Linked DNA regions of Mus musculus: region 1 is linked to region 2. The links are chromatin loops, found by intact Hi-C in ENCODE. Cell type or tissue: left cerebral cortex. All regions are shown on one strand. Links, peaks and the distances in the headings refer to the core of each region. The heading gives the core; the rest is flanking DNA. Region 1 has its middle 72 kb from the start of 4933402J15Rik. Region 2 has its middle 38 kb from the start of Gm41210.

Region 1 (8,558 bases), core at 313-8,312, 170 kb after region 2:
TCTCAGCAGTAATGGAAGTATTAGCTTTCTTGTACTTTCCTGTTTGGGGTGTGTGTGTGTGTGTGTGTGTGTGTGTGTGTGTGTGTGTGTAAGCCTAAAGCTGAGTTCTTCCTACATCACTCTCTACTCTATTAAACAGGGTCTCTTACTAAACCCAGTAAGGGTTGGCTCACCTAATTATCCAGCTTGCTCAGAGGATGCTTTAGCTCAGCCCGCTGAGACCTGGGATAGCAGGCAGTTGCCCTCATTGCCAGTGCTTTAGATTCTAAGAATCATCACTCTAGGCCTCATGTCTGTGCTACAAGTGCTTTATCCATTGAGCAGTCTCCCAAGGCATCTTTTATGTAACTTCCAAAGAACTAGTTTAAAAAGATTTAAAAGAATCAAAGTTATCACAACCAATATTAGGCTCCTTTTTGGTATTGAATCCATTAAAATTGTGTAGAGTTTTAACATCCAGCAAACATCCATTAGCCACCCCCCCCCCGCCCCATGTAGCCAGGAGTGAAAGAAGTATCATGGAAAAGTGAGTGTCAGTGATGCATGCCCGTGATACCTATGAGCTCACTTGGAAGCCATTGCTACTTTTTAACTTGGGTATTTCCTTATGAAATTCGCTGAAGATTTTTTTCCTTCAGTATATCCCAACACAGATCACTTTCCTGCCAGTCACACCTGATCTACCAATTTGGCTTTAGCAGTGACAATATCTATGAAGGGTCTCAGATGGTATACTCCTTGCATGATAATAGTTCATTGTGTGACTGTCCATGAAGGCAAGATAGGAGACCTCTGGGTCGGTGACGAAGGACTTTACTATGATTTGGAAGGCAGGATAGACATCTGCATACATTATATATTGGTGTGCTGAGACCCAGTTCCCAACTAGACTGGTGTTGAAAAGGCCAAAACCTCCTTTTATGTAAAGTTGGTTATGTTAGGACAGAGGAATTTTTCATTTTAGGAAATTCAATATTTGACATTGGAAGGTCAAACTTTAGCTCTCCCTTGAAGTACCTCTCCTTAGCTACCATCTCTATCCCTTGAGTCGATCTCTGCACATAGCATTTTAAAAAGATAATCTATAGCAAAGTGCAGGCTAAGTCTCTGTTAGCAAGAGATGCTGAAGCCCAGGGTATCCATGCAGAGCTATTGCCCAGAAGGTTGATCCAATCCTTGATCTTAGAAAGGACTCAATCTTCCTCATGAGTCTCTATCTTCAGAAATCAGCATTGTGACTGAAATTGATTATTCTGAAGCCAATTCTGTGTTCAGTGAGGAACCAGCCTAAGCAACTACCTTAAGGTAATGAGATGGAAATAAGTAAGCTGAAGTTATTAGCTGACCTAAGATACAGGATCTGGATTAAAGTGTGGTGCAAGAAGTATTAAGACAGGAATTTTAAGAAGATTCATTGGCATAGGAGCCATTTAAACATGTTAGATCATTCTCTCATGTTGATCAGGATTGCTATCAGATGCAGCTGTCTGTGTTGCTATCTATGAGTATTTTCTAGGTGAGTACATACTGTGGATATTTTCTAAGACAAAACTAGAGAAGAGAGTATAACTAGACATGAACACACCATGTCAGCTCTTACCTCATGGCCAATGTCACCAACCTTCCCCCTACTCTCATCACCCCTTGGATTATTTTTGAGAAATATTGGACATTGTACAATAATTTTTTCTACTTTAAGTTTTTATCAAGCAAAAGTGTCTTTTATCCTTCTTTCTTGCTTGTGCTTTGCAGTCAAGATTTATTCAAGTGTGTGCCAACCTTCAACCTGAACAAATCATATATTTGAATCTCATTTGGTGGTGGTGGTAAAATGCAAGTATTCTGTGATGTATTTATATTTTGTTTTTGTTCTTTAATAGTATATTTTTTGCCCATTATAACAGAGGTACCAATGTTATTCTATTTGGGCATTAGGAAAAACAAATCAAGTTTGGTGACTGTTTTTCCTTTCCTTTCTTTTCCTTTCTTTTCCTTTCCTCTCCTCTCCTCTCCTCTCCTCTCCTCTCCTCTCTCCTCTCCTCTCCTCCCCTCCCCTCTCTCCTTTCCTCTCCCCTCCCCTCCCCTCCCCTCCCCTTCTCTTCCTTTCCCTTCCTTTCAAAAACTTTTATCAAAAAAATAGTTGACCATCCTAACCCTGTTCCCCTGGAAGTCATTCTTCATATTTTCCTTAGGAGGAAACTTTAGCACTATAGCATCATATGTTTGTATAGAACTCTTCAGCTTATGAAGCACCTGGACATATATAATCACATGTTGCAATTTTCTAGAATGTGAATGAGTATTGTGGGGTTGCATGTATAGGGAGATGTGAGCAGACATATGTGTGTCCACATGCAGAGGCCATAGGTAGTCTAGTCTTGGATGTCTTTCTTCATCAATCTCCCCATTATGTACTAAATCACACTCTTTGGCTTGAACCCAGAAGTCTCTATCTAATTCAGGTAGTCAAGCTAGCCAGGTTGCTTTAGTAATTCCACCTCTTCTTCCTAAGTGGTGAGCTGCCACATATGCTCACAATTTATGTGGACGCTAGCAATCCAAACCCTGGTACTCAAGTTTACACAACAGCACTTTGCCACATAGCCATTTCCCTATCCCTTTTGCCTTCTTGGTACCCTTTCCTATAGGTAAAGAAAATGATTCCTATTCTATAACAGAGAAACTGAGGCTTGGAAAAAGTTAAGTGTCTGATCCAAAATTAAAAATATATTAAGCATAGACTAAGACTCAAGTCCATACTAGATAATTCCAAAGTAAAAATGATTGATTTTGCTCTACTTAACAAAATATCAGAGAGATAAGATGGCCAAGGTGGACTCTGCACACCTGGGGTTTCTATTTCCTGGATTCAAGACAAGTTTGGGGGTTGGGGGACATCCTAGTGGCTAAGAGTGCTGGCTGCTGCTCCTGTGGACCTGGATTTGATTCCCAGTACCCACATGGTGGTTCATACCCATCTGTAGCACCATTTCCAGAGGATCCAGTGCCCTCTTCTGGCCCCTGCAGGCACCAGGCACCCAAGTAGTATACAGACATACATGTAGACAAAACAGCCATGCACATACAAAAAAACCAAACCACCCTTTTATTAGTTGTCCAATGCTAAGTGATCAACCCCGAAGCCATATGAAGCCATAGACATATAAAACCCAAAGCAGCAGATTGTATTTGTATATTTATGCATATATAATATGCACCAGTATATTATAATATATTAATAATAACAGAAAAAAAGCCATCAATTTCCAAGGAGATGGGGGCAACATGAAAGGTGTAGGGAGACAATGGGGAAATTATATAATTGTATCTTAATTTAAAAATACATGAATGTAAAAGCAAAAATAAGTCAAGTGTTCAGACGCCTTAAGACCTAGTGTTTTTTTTATGGAAAATACTTTAATAAATTGATGTGATTACTTTTAATTACTAGAAATTAACTTACCCTTTCATGTCCCCTGTAACAGTAAGGCATAAGTTAGTTAGAAGAGCTCACTGCAGAGAGCAAGCTGGGGAGCCTGTGGGTAAAATCAGAGCATGAATGTGACCACTGCCAGCTGGCTGTCATTTCTGTCCTGTGCATGTCGGGTCCTTGCACAAATGTAGCCCAAGTGTACTTCTGCTTATTAGTCTGTCTCCTTACATAACTGACCTTAAGTCATTATGTAACAGTGCAAGGCTATGATTCAGTGTACTGTTCTTTCCCACTCGGTATTATTAGAAGCTATTGGGGAACTGCTGCTGGTGCTCTCCAGAAAGGAATCTTTTAATCTTCTATTTAGAGACTTTGTATTTTCCTGTGACGGAGAATAAAAGCTTAAACTGCCACATATTAGACACAGCATGGGCATCACTATTTTTTGCAAAGTTTGGTCATCACCAGCACAATTTGTGTGATGGCAGAGAGGAAACAAACATTAAGTACAATTACTATGTGATACGCACACAACAGGCATGCCAGATAACGCATCACCAAAGATAGCAGTGTGTGTGAATGAGTTGAGTCACTTTCTTAAAATTTCTTAGCATGGCATAAAAGAGGAAACTGAGTAGTATCCCTGAGTGCCAACATGTTATAAATATTAAATCGTCTCTTAGAGGATTTTCTTTCTAGTATATAAAGAGTAGTAGCAGTTAAATTGAAATAGTAATATTCAATAGAAAGTACATCATTAATAGCTGTTGATATGCCTTTGGGAAGAAAAAAATATCCAAAAGGTATTGTTTATAAGCCTGTGAAGCAAGGATTTTAAATCCCCTAACAAAGCAAGTTCCCTAGAGTTCCTTGGCAGTGCTTTGATTCTACAATGGCTCCACATGCGTGCGATCATGCATTAGCACCCATGCTTGTCTTCCTTCCCTAGTCAGTCAGCTCCCTAGAGTAGGCACCATTAAACTGCCTCTCCTCTGTATTTGTGCTCTCAACTTCCAACTTTTTGTCAAAACACTCAGACTTATTTATTTATTTTTTCCGTGTTTAAGGAATCTGGACAATACTCATTCTTCACAGATTTCTTTGGCATCTGACAACTTAAACGATCAGCAACCTCGTGAAGGATTTCTCCTCTTTCCTTCGCTATTTCTTTGCCATTCCTTAGTAGCATAATAGTATTAGGCCCACCTAAGGGCTGGAGAGATGGCTCAGTGTGTGAAACATTTCTTTAAGCATGAAGACCTGAGTTTAAATTTCCCAGAACTTATGAAAAGGTAAGATGTGTTCACATTGTACCTATAACCTCAGTGCAAGGATCAGGGATGGAGACAGGTGAATCTTGGAATCTCACTGGCCAGTTAGTCTAGCTGAAAAGAGTGAAATCAAAGATCAGTGAGAGGCCCTGTCTCAACAAAACAAAACAAACAAACAAGAAACCAAAAACCTCATAAAACACACACAAGCAAGCAAGCAAGCAAACAAAGCACTAAGGCGAAGAGCAGTAAAGGAAGCCTGGTGTCTACCTCTGGATTCACACACAAATGCCTAAATAGTAACAAGCAAATCGCTGTTATCCTGGAGAACCTCTGGTGTTTGTCAAAGCCATATCTATTTTGTCTCTCTGAGCCATTAACTTGAATAGTTCTAACAAAGTGAACTAAAAGCTGTCCTAGCAGCTCATTTCGCTTCCAGCAGATTGACCTGGGTATTGGTAGAGGCTGGGGTCAGTTCTACGGAGTCTGAGCGCTGCTTCCTTTTGACATTTATAAGGCAAATTCAGCTCACAAGAAAACAAGAATAACTCACAGCCTAGAAAGAATGATTAGTGCTGAGTGGTCACCCAGATCTGCATATTTAGACAAATATTTAGGCAAAGGGAGTTTCCTTCTGGTCAGGTTTGTTTGACTTTTTCTTTTTCTTTTTTTAATACAGGTTATACAGTCTGTACACCAGACTATTCCAGTCTGATCTAGTACTTGCTATGCAGCACAAGGTAGTCTCAAAACCACAATTTCCCTGCCTCAGCCTCTGATGTGATTGGATTATAGATTATAGATATGTGCCACCTTGCCTGGTTTTAACCAGAATTTTAAGGCCATGTATTTCATGAGTAAATAGATGAGGAAGGCTTATTAACAGCTTTACTGAGTCAAAAGAGGATCAGCTCCAAATAGCACCCATCGTTATCCAAAATAAAAAAACAAAACAAAAGAACAAAACAAACGAACAGAAAAAAAAAAAAAAAAAAACGAAGGATGGATGGAAGGAATGGGGAGAGGAAAGGAGGGGAGAAGACGAGGGAAGTTACCAAACTTTCATCAAGTACAGTTTCACAGCATCACAGCTGCTTTAGGACTGTTGTAAGTCTACAAGAACTTGGGAGAAAAAAAATAAGTTGTAACCCTTGGTCCCTAAGGATTAAATGTGACACGTGCTGTGACACTTGTCATCAGCAAGTCAAGAAGATGAGTTTGTACACAGAATTCAACCATTTGAGCTGAAATTTGCCCTTTCTAATTGTGTTAAAGGCCTTCATTTTGTTTTAGAATTCAAATGGGCTTTAGGGTGATCAGCCATGGGAAATCCCAGGTTTTATTCTGGAAATTCTTTATTATCTCTCTCTATGGATGTATGAGTCCGGCAAAGTAGTAAAAAATGGGACAGGAACATAGTGGCTTCCAAGAGAGGGGCTTTCAGAGGCTATATGACTCAGTAATTAATCTCATTGGCAAGTGAGAGTTGAGCTCTAACTTTAAAGCTGTATGTATCTTAAATGGTGACCCAAGGTGATTAGGAGCCTAATATTAGTCTACTCAGAAAAGGCAAGGTATGTATTCAAGCAGAAGTCATGGACCAGACTGCCCCAAGGCTTGTATCAGTCTGCAGTTTAACTTTGCATATGCAAACAAACACTTCTTGCACTAATTTGAACCTCAGAACTGCCTTGCCAAATCTACTAAACTGTCTTTTGGCTTATAGGATGGAGCTGCTTCCCTCCTTAACCATGTTGAACACTATACAGAGAGCACAGGTGACCAACTTTCCTTCCCATTCTGTGTTCTAATTGTAGCTGAAAATTTATGTTAGGAGTTTCAAATGATTGAGTTAATCATTTTGCCATTTGCTGGGCTAATACTGGAGCTTCCTGGAGTGACATAGAATTAACTGAATGAACCCAAATTGACATAGATAACAAGTCTCAGTGCTATGTCTCTGGGTCAAGGAAAAGATTAGTTTCCTAATAAAAAGTTCTTGATTTGATTGTGGCAAATGAAATGAGATCTGTCCCAGTACAGATCCCAACAAAAGCAGAGGCAGCACCCAGCAACAGTTGTAGACACAGAGAGGCCATAAAGGCCTTTAGAACAAGATGGGGGGGTGGAGGAGAGAGGGGGGAGGGAGAGAGAGAGAGAGAGAGAGAGAGAGAGAGAGAATGAACATGTCTTTTAAGTCAGGAAGTTAGGCATGGAGGTTAGAGAAATAGTGAGAAATCCCAGAGTAGCAGGAATGCATACTTAAGATTTTGTACAGTTTCAAAAGAAAAGATAAAAACAAAGTAAAGAAAAAGTTAATTTTCATAAATTCATTCTTTTTAATAGCTGAGTAGTATTCCATTGTATAAATGTACCACATTTTCTGTATCCATTCCTCTGTTGAGGGCCATCTGGGTTCTTTCCAGCTTCTGGCTATTATAAATAAGGCTGCTATAAACATAGTGGAGCATGTGCCCTTCTTACCGGTTGGAACATCTTCTGGATATATGCCCAGGAGAGGTATTGCAGGATAGTCGGCCATCAGTGGAAAGATGGTCGTGCAAACTTTATATGCCTCAGTACAGGGGAAAGCCAGGGCCAAGAAGTGGGAGTGGGTGGGTAGGGGAGTGTGTGTGGGGGAGTATGGGGGACTTTGGGGATAGCATTGGAAATGTAAATGAAGAAAATACCTAATTAACAAAAATGTTAAAAACAAAACAAAACAAACAAAAAAAGTTAATTTTTTAAAGGTTACTATTTAGAATAGCAAGCAGGCATGATAGTGCTGTGTGGTAGTAAAATTGCCTTAAGTAATTGCTTCGGGGCAGGACTCCTGGAAGGTTTCAGGACCTTATCTTAAACCTTTAAGTATTCATCCCATTTCTTTAGCATGTCTTCAGCTGAGTCAGCTTTCCTGTATAGTGGTCTCTTGGCAAAGTGATTGACAGGAATAGGTGGGTTAACTCTTAAGGAAGGAGATAGGAGTATGGAGTACTCTAACCTTTGAAGGACCCAGAACGTCCTGTTTCTATTCAAGGCAAGAGGTAGAACTCAGATTCTTTGACCAGGAAGAAGTAGCTTTTTCTTCCTTAAGGGGACTGAACAAAGATCTGGAATCTTCATGTTTTTATATGATATTTTAAGGAGGGGTAGCTATGAATGTTCTTTTCTAGTGTTACCAAGGGAATGGGAGGTGAGATCCACAGCCGACTTATGAAATATGGGTCCATCCTTAATGGTCTCCAAGGCTTTCAGTTCCTGTCTAGCTACCTAGTAGGATCACTTATACTTTATGAACAAAACATTGCTCAGTTAGTGTGGTAGTTTGAATGAGAATGGCCCCTATAGCCTCATGTGTTTGAATGCTTGATCCTCAGTTAGTGGAACTACTTGGGAAGGATTAGTAGATGTGCTCTTGTTAGGTTAGGTCTGACTCTGTTGGAAGAATTGTGACACTCAGGGTGGGCTCTGAGTTTTCAAACTCCCAGACTAGCAGACTAGTCTCAGTCCACCCCCTGCCGTGTGTGTGTGTGTGTGTGTGTGTGTGTGTGTGTGTGTGTGGTGTGTGACTTTTTACTCTTTTCCTTCCCTCCTTCCGCTCCTCCTTGCCAATCAGGGAGCTCTCGGCTACTGTCTGACCATCATGTCTGCCTGCTTGTCTCCATGATGATCATGGATAAACAAGCCCTCAATTAACTCTTTTCTTTTATAAGAGTTGTCGTGATTCTGGTGTCTCTTCACAGCAATATAAAGTACTCTTCACAGTATCAAGACAGTCACCAAATATGCAGCATTTAGACTCTTGTGAGAGAATGAAAATGATATTATTTTCTATAGTCTTCAATTGACACTGA
Region 2 (8,558 bases), core at 446-8,445:
GGTGCATTTCCATCCCGTTTGAGAAGATAACTCGTAAACACACATGCAAAGGAATAGCCAAGATTTGGCACAATGATGTTGAGTTCTTAGTGAGGCAACTTGGCAGAAAGGCAGAGGCTAGAGGGCTATAGGTGGTGAGGGATAGGAGAACGGAGGATGCTCGAGAAAGGCTTTTCTGAACAACTAATACGGATGGCAAGGAGCCTCTGAGAACTGCAGTAAGGCTCTTTCAGGCAGAGTCAAAAGGAAATACAAATGTGCTTATGGGAAACTTGGGATACTTATGGAACAGCAGACATCCTAGGTAGCTAGACTGAAGTAGGTGAAGGCGCGTGGTGGATGAGGTTGGAGAAACCGGTGGCCCGCATACTATACAGGGGCCACAGCTTCGCAGAGTGGCAAGGGGATTCAGCAGAGTGGTTTGACCCCTTCCTGTAATACGGACTGAAGAAGCAAAAGTTCTTCCAGTGGACTGGAATTATCTGGAGAGGAAAGACCTACCCTGAATATGAACAGTCATTCCATGGGCTCGGGTCCCAGGCCGAATAAAAAAGAGGAAGCCTCACTGTGCACCCTGACTGTGGGCACGGTACCCTCAAACTGTGGACAGAAATAAATAGTTTTCTAAAGTTGACTTTGTCACCATTGTGTCACAGCAGCAAGAACAATGACCAATTCAGAGTCGAACAAACCTGGGGTCAATTCAATTTCTTCTGCTTACCAGGTAAGAAAAAAAAATCACTTACTTTGTGAGTCATTCAGCTTTAGTCTAGGGATAATTAAGAAATCAGGAATGTTTTTCTTACAGTATTATTGTGAGAATCAAAGTCATACAAAGACATTCTTCATAGTTCCAAAATTGTGGGAGAAGGCTTTTGTGTTCTTTGGAAATATCTTTAACATTGCTTAAAATGGAAAAAAAAGTGAGATAGGACTCACTGTATGTGTTAGGTTTTGCTTTTGGATTTTTTTTTGTTTGTTTTTGCTTTAGCGCAAGAAAGCGCCAGGAAGTGGGAGGCTTAACCTGTAGATGAATATTCTGAATATGAACCCTAGTAGGGCCAGAGCATGGCATTCAGCTTTCTGTGATTGTCACGGAACAAATGGCTATTTGAGAAGAAACGTTTGTTTTGGTTTCTGTCATTCTGGTCTGTGGTTGCTTGTGCCTGTGACACCACAGGAGGCCATAGTAGTAGGAATGGGTAGAAAAGAGCTGTTCTCCAGTGGTGACCAGAAGGAAAAGACAAACAGGCAGCATCCCAATATTCCCTTCAAATAGTGCCCTAATTGCACAGCTTTCGGAACTAGGCCACCTCTGAACAGTTCTGTCACCTTTCCATAGTGTCATAGGGTGACAATTTTAAACACCCGTGGGGAACACTCCAGACTCCACCTGTAGCCATGAGAAGAACGAGTTGATGACACATCTGTAGGGGTTTTTTTTTTTTTTTTTTTTTTTTTTTGATGGAAACAATTAGAATTGCTATTTATCGAGTTGTGAAAGACTGAGATAACATTTTTACTTTTGAAGAGTTCAAGTATTAAATTCCATTTTGGTCAGCAAAGTCGGGTGGTTTTTGAGACATTTAAGTGGGGATATTAAGTAAATGATTGGCTACATGAGCTTGCAAACAGGAGCTGGGGCTGGGGCTGGGTCTGGGTCTGGAGTACAGCATTAGATGGGTTTCAGAGCAGAGAGATTTAAAAAAGCTGTCTAAGGAGCAATAAGGGTGAAGAAAAGAAGATGGAGCCCTGGGATGCTCTGATAGTAAACTGGTTAAAATGAAGACAGCAGACAATACAGACAGTGAGGCTGGGAAGAAGTCTAGGAAATTGAGAAATCCAAGAGGCCAGAATTCTCCAAGAGGGCTGGAATGTGCCAAAAATTATTTAGCAGGAACAAGGAGAAGAGAGTGAACTGCTCATAAAAATACGCAAAACAGAGCTTATTCCATGACCTCGTTGATGGAAGATTTTGAGAAAAGCTGGGCTGGAAGTCTGACTGGGATGGATTTAGAACAGAACGCCAAGAAGGAAAGAAGAGTCAGCAAGGAAATAGAATTCCCCTGTGAAGAACGATGGGAAAGTCAGGCGTGACTGGGGGAGGGGGAGGACAGAGTTGGGGGACAGTGCTTCAGGTGTCTGTCAGCTGATGGGATTGATGCATTGAGAGGGGCATGGAAACCCGGAGGCAGAGGAGAGACAACTAGCTACGTGGATGAAGTAATAGAGTAAGTCACCAATGAGAATGGAAGAAAACAGATAAAAGCTTAGAGCGACATAAAAAAGTTCCACTTTAAACTGTTCGAGTTTTTGAAAGTATTTTTCCTACCATCTCCTTCAGTGCTGAGCTTCCAGCATCCAACACAGGATGTGCGATGTGATGTGCGCACGTGTTGCTCCACGGGCTCAGCGCACACGGCCTCAGAGCGGGATCTGCTCTCTTTGAGTCTAGGCATTCTAGTGAACCTGATATTACTGCATACCTGGAAGGTAAGCCCAGAACCTGTGCAGGCCAAGGGACAGAGAGCCCTGTCTCTGTCATAATCTTATCTGGTCCAGCTGTGCACAGAGAATGCAAGAAGACAGACTGGGGAGCAAGTGAAATTTTAAATGTAGATGCTAGATGGTAGAAGAACTCTTTTGTCTAGAGACTGACGTGGAAGCACCAAGTAAGAAAGAATAGGGCAAATACCCAAAGAGGATCAGAGACAGAAGACTGCCGTGCTGAGACAGAGAGCAACATTCAGGTTCCATGTGTGTTTATTCTCGATAAACATTTCTCCTTGAAGTTGCTAATTGTCTGAGCCACTTCTCTTTGCTTTGCTTTGAGCATCTATTAACTGTGCCTGGAGGGTCCTGACATGATTTTCTAACACACAGCTAACAAAATGATGAGAGTAAGAGGAGATGCTATGTAACACGATGCTAGTAAGAAAAGAGTTGGGCTTTCTGATGGATTTTCATGTCTGCATGGAGTGGGGGTGGATAACTCACAAATGGAGATTAGTAAAGAAATATGTAGGTTGCATCCAAACCTTCTGACTTTTCCCACCTCAGATTGCCGTCTCTGCCCACATCCAATAAAAGGTGCACAGTCATGCTTCCTGTTTTCTGGTGCTCACATTTCAGTCTTTACTGTTTGAACGTATGTAAAATAATTGGGTCTTTGGGACTACACACTCAGGCTGTGTCTGCTGTCTGAGTGTGCTGACATTCATCTTAGCAACCCACCCTGATATTTTCTCATGAAACTAAAGGGAAATAGAAATTCTTTATCCTCAACATTGGGCGGTGGTGTTGGAATGCATACACCAGCAGCGGCATGAACACACACATAAGGACTGACTTCCCTTTTGCCATCTCCACAAGAGACCACCATGGCCACATGGTTCTAAGCCTTGGCGCCTTTTCTCTGGAGGAAGAGAGCATCCACAGAACAGAAGTGGAGATATATATTCTCCGATTCTATTTTTCCATTCACAGAATTATGAGGGCTCCAGAATTTTCTCCTGGAGACCCTTGGGGTTTGGGAGAACTTATTGGGCTGTGGTAGCTGTGTGAAGTTAGCATCACCTCTCCAAGGCTGTGGGGAAGCCCTCGTCTGCTACTGCAATGCAGAATGGAAGCTCAGAGCTCAGATTGCTCCAAAACTCTACATGGAGCAGTAACAAGACCGCCCACCCAGTGTAAGCTGTGCCTTAAAAATCAAACTGTCTTCTTCCTCTCAGCATGCTGACTTCTGTGTCCGTTCTCCATCGCAATCCCTCTCTTCATGAAAGCATGTCTATATGGCCAGGATCTGGCACAGTTTCAATAGTATGTCAATGTTTATCTTTCGTCTCAAAAAACCAAGTAATTGTCCTTGAGAAACTGGATTGTAGATGTAGTCTGAGAAGGGATGCTAAACCAGTCCTGAGTCTGGCCACTAGGGGGCTGCAGCTCCTGCTGATTGTCTCTTGTAATCAGTGGTTTTCAACCTTCCTGATGACCCTTTAATACAGTTCCTCATGCCGTGGTGACCCCCAGCCATAAAATTATTTTCGTTGTTACTTTACAACTGTCATGTTGCTACTTTTTACGAATCGTAATGCAAATATCTATGTTTTCAGATGGTCTTTTAAGGTTGTGAGCCACAAGTTGAGAACACTGTAGCACACTGTCTTGGAGCCGGAGTGTAAACATGTAGTGTCTAATTGTTAAACTGGGAGGTTGGAAGGGAGGGAAGAAAGGGAGGGAGGGAGGGAGGGAGAGAGAGAGAGAGAGAGAGAGAGAGAGAGAGAGAGAGAGAGAGAGAGAGAGAGAGAGAGAGGCTCTCCCAAGTGCACTCAGTTTTCTAGCTACCCTCACCAAAGCCATAGGAAGCTGAACATAGACACTTTGGGACGTTCATACGGAATCAGACCAGCAGCTGATACTGAAGGATCACGTGCAGCAGAGCATGGAGCACAACAAGAAATGCCCAAGAAGCTGAGTGTAGTGGTGCACATCTGTAATCTTAGCACACAGAAGGTAGACACAGGAAGATTACCATGAGGTCAAGCCTAGACAAGGCTCACACGGTGGGACCTACTATCGCTTTCTTTTTAACTGTGGCTGCTCATCCCATTTCATTAAAAAAAAAAACTCTTAAAAGATAAGACTAGCAGTCAAGAGTAAAAAGTCATACAAGAAGCCATTTAAAGCCTCTATGTGTTCAGTATAATTGTTACCCAGCAGTTGGTAGAACAGGAAATAGCTCAAATAGCTCTGATGTCTTTGAAGAGTTTACTCTCCTCTTGAGACCCCTTGGTTTTCAGTGCAAGCAGGTTTTCCAAGGCCCCTTTGTTAGTGTCCCTGCCATCCTAGGCAGGTTCCTGGAGTTAGCTGCATACTGAAAAGCCTTCAATGTAGGTTGAAAAGGACAGAGACAGATTGTTGGAAGTAAGGAGTTGAAAGTCGTGGATGGAAAGTCAGCTTGGAGGAATCTCTGAGGAGAGAAATCAGGACCCACAGGATAGAGTCTGGATCCTTCCTTAAGGCTGGCTGAAGAAATCTGTTGTGTGTGCCCGAGTGGGTAGTAGGGAGGCATGCTTCACAGCTAGAGCCTGCTTTAGGAGGCAGGGAAGAGGGTAGGGAACAGAGAGTGTGGCCCCCACTTTTGCTGTAAACTCGCTTCTGGAAGTGTGACATGCTGGCCCTGCATGTTCCTCTTCCTGCTGCTGTCTTTTAGCAAAGCGCTGTCTTTGTCACTTCCACACACCAACCTCCCCCAGCCTCCAGAATAACCCTTAATCCCATGTTTCCTGCGGGTATATATTTTAGGGGAGAGAGAACTGAAAGAGAGAACCACATCATATTCAGCATGGCCCCAGCTAACAAAAGTTTCCTGTAGAACTCTGTTCTCTGTCTTTCTCATCCACCCACCCTGTCCCTCATCTTTGTACAATCCTTGATTTATCCAAAGAAGTTCAGCTGTTCTCCTGGACACTGAACCATTGGGCTCCCGGACAAATGACTGTGTCTTAACATATACCTTTCAGGAGACGAGGAGGAAAGGGGACTGTTTAAGGGAGGTTTGTGCAACATCTACTGAGTCTCCGTCCACCCCCACCCCCACTTTCTTTTTGACTTAGATTCTTAGGGCTTTGCTTACTTTCTCTCATCCACGTCGCTGGCTCCTCCAGGGTCGAACATGGTTAAGCTAAGTCCATCTTTCAGGTGATTCCTTTCTCAGTCCTGATGTTGACATGCCCTTGACCCTGAGACCTCTTAGAACAGCTTAAGCAGACCAGTGTCCTTGACTGAGCCAATGTCCTGGAATGCTTGAGAGATGAGGGATTTGTAATGAAGTGTTTTTAGGTTAAATTCATGTGAACAGTACCCTACCTTGGCTGCCTTTGTAGTTTCATCAGAATTCATTCTAGCCTAGTGTATCTAATTTTCTGTTATGGTCTAAACAGGTCTCCTTATTCCCCAAATTCACATGTCGACATCTTAACCATCAAGGTGATGGAGTTGGCTGGGTGGAGACTTAGCTCAGTGGTTAGAAGCCCCCACTGTTCCTGCAGACCTGAGTTTGATTCCCAGTTTCCACACAGTAGTTCTGAGCCACCTGTAACTCCAGTTCCACGGGATCCAATGCCTTCTTCTGACTTCTGTTGTCATCAGGAATGGACATAGTGGATATGGATCTGTATAGACAAAACACTCATATCCTACTACTTTAGCAAGCTAAAGAAACATTGAGAGCAAAAGAAACCTATGTTAGGGTTCTCTAGAGGAATAGATCAAGTAGAATGTATGTATATTATAAAGAGAGATTCCCTAGATTGGCTTATAATATGGGGACTAGATAGTCCAACAGTGTCCATCTGCATCAGAGAGGGGCTGAGAACCCAGTAGCAGCTCATTCCGTGAAGCTGAATACCCAGGAAGTACCACCTGATGCTGAAGGTATTGATGATTCCTGGAGAGTCACTGGTTTCTAGTCCATATCAAAGATGGAAGCAGTGTCAGCAAAAATGGCCACAGCAGCTGGGATAGTCAAACTCACTAGCAACACATAAGGAAGACAAGAAAGTGAGATGCTGTTTCTTTGGATCTCTTTATACCCTGGCAACTCACCAGATCATGCCATGTACTCTGAGAGGGAGCCTTCGCTCATTTCTTATTCCTTCCTGGACATGCCCATACACATATGTTTAGAAATGTCTCTTACTTGATTCCACATCCCTTCAAGTTGACAATCATGACTAACCCATGACAGTACCCACCGAACAATTCCAGTTGGCTACCCACAACCTTCTACCAGGGAAAATGACTCATTAGTTTGTTGACTAGATTCTTTATGGTGATGGTCTCATTATATTCCTTCTTACAGATCTTTCCACCTTCCAGCATGCTGGACAATCCCAGCATTGATCCACAGTTTGTCCCACATTAAGGAAATCTGAGGGAGCTTAAGTTGTCACTGAGTTGACCATATTTGTTATTTGCCAACAACCATGTCCCAATGAGGTATATTATGGAGCCTCATATCCTCTCTGACTCTAGGTAGGTCTCAAGGGCTTTTGTTGCTAGAGTTGGCAATAAAGAACTGAGTAATTCTCCTGCATCTCTGGCTCTCTAAGACTGCATTCATCTTGCATGGTTTCCTGAGGACCACCAGATCTTCCCTCTACTTTTCTGAGTGTTTCTGGTGTGCATTTACAAGTGCGTTCCTGTGTTCTTCCATATTCTATAGACACTGGTCCTGTCAGTTCAGTACCTTTCTCTTTCATAAAGCCTAAAGGAAACTCTTGACATTGTCAAAGAACTCTTTCACATGCTGTTTGTCTTCTTGCCAGAGACACAGGTGTTTTATGGGCCTGGGACAGCTTTTAATTTCTAATGTCTAAATTCTAACACTCTAATAATGAGGGAAACAGCACCATGAAGCTCACCTTCCTTTCTTATTTCTGGCCATGTTTATGCTGAGAAGGCCCAATTAATTAGTATTTTTAGGGGTGCAGTATCTTTCTCAGTAGCTCAGACTTTTAATCTTTCTGCCTCTGACACCCCAGTTGCACACTACAACTTTGATATAGTTTCTGAATGTTCACTTCTTTGCCAGTGTTGTTTATGGTTGTTGTCTATGAGCTCCCATGTCGTAGTTACTCTTTTCTTGGTGTGATTAAATACAATTAGTAAGGCAGCTTATACAAGAAGGAGTTGATTTTGGCTTGTGGTTGCAGAGGGAAAAGAGTCTATCCTGGTAGGCAGGCATGCCATCAGGCATGCCAGCCAGTGTCAGGAACAGGCAGCTGAGAGAACAAAGAGGAATTAGGACAAGACTATAACACTCAAAACCTGTGTGTGTGGATATTTCTCAATCAAACTACCACACTCTACAATAGTATTCTCTTTGGGAAATTCCATCTTTTCTGGGTTAAAGTGCTAGGAACTGTGGTTCAATCAACATATCGGTGCCAGTTGAAACTGGGTTACATAGGGATTCACAAGGAGTCTTTAAGATGTTGCCAATATGGTAAGTTACACATTATATCATCATCTGACTTTGTATCTGGAATACTTAAATATTAATCATCATAGCATATTGCTCACAGCTTTATTGCTGATGATTAGTCTCACAAGTTCCATCTGACTTGGAAGTGACATTCCAGGAATCATCATGACTTGAGGTCAAGTTGATTCCTGGGTGTTCTAGTTCATATGTTTGGCAATGATATTGGAAATTTATTTTTGGCCAAGTCAGATTTGCCTAGATCATATCCTACTGACCCTTGGCCAGGTTCATGATAGAAAACAATGCTCTTAGGAGTAAGAACTGATAGACCCAACACAAAGAGTCTGAGAGACAGCCTGGGAACCTTTCAGAGGAGAAAACTTTCTGAAGAGGAGAGACATAAAATGTAGGGACAAAGAAGTGTAGAATATGTGTAAATGTAGTTCCAAGAAAAGAGAAAGCAGCACGGGGAATTCTCAGATGTTGCTCTGTCCATAACCAGGAGCACAGGTGAGCTCCCTATGGCTGAAAAAAGCATCCTCCAAAGGCTAACAAGAAAGCTTGATTTCCC

Evidence for each region. A loop is a pair of places that touch in the nucleus more often than their neighbours do. Peaks named below come from ENCODE experiments on the same cell type or tissue, not always from the same donor. Only the 100,000 strongest peaks of a DNase experiment are listed, where the experiment ranks them.
Region 1: it touches region 2 in a loop (2.6-fold over the local background); 2 of 42 quality-filtered maps call a loop at or near these places.

Annotation. Positions count from the first base shown.
Region 1 is chr14:74,423,510-74,432,067 of GRCm38, reverse strand. No RefSeq gene overlaps it. Among named protein-coding and RNA genes, the nearest start is that of 4933402J15Rik, 72 kb to the right of the region's middle. In left cerebral cortex, for the core only: no CTCF peak of the experiment used is centred there; DNase peaks (open chromatin) are centred at 3,674 and 3,924.
Region 2 is chr14:74,598,122-74,606,679 of GRCm38, reverse strand. No RefSeq gene overlaps it. Among named protein-coding and RNA genes, the nearest start is that of Gm41210, 38 kb to the left of the region's middle. In left cerebral cortex, for the core only: a CTCF peak has its summit at 3,923 (motif pointing right); DNase peaks (open chromatin) are centred at 3,897 and 5,190.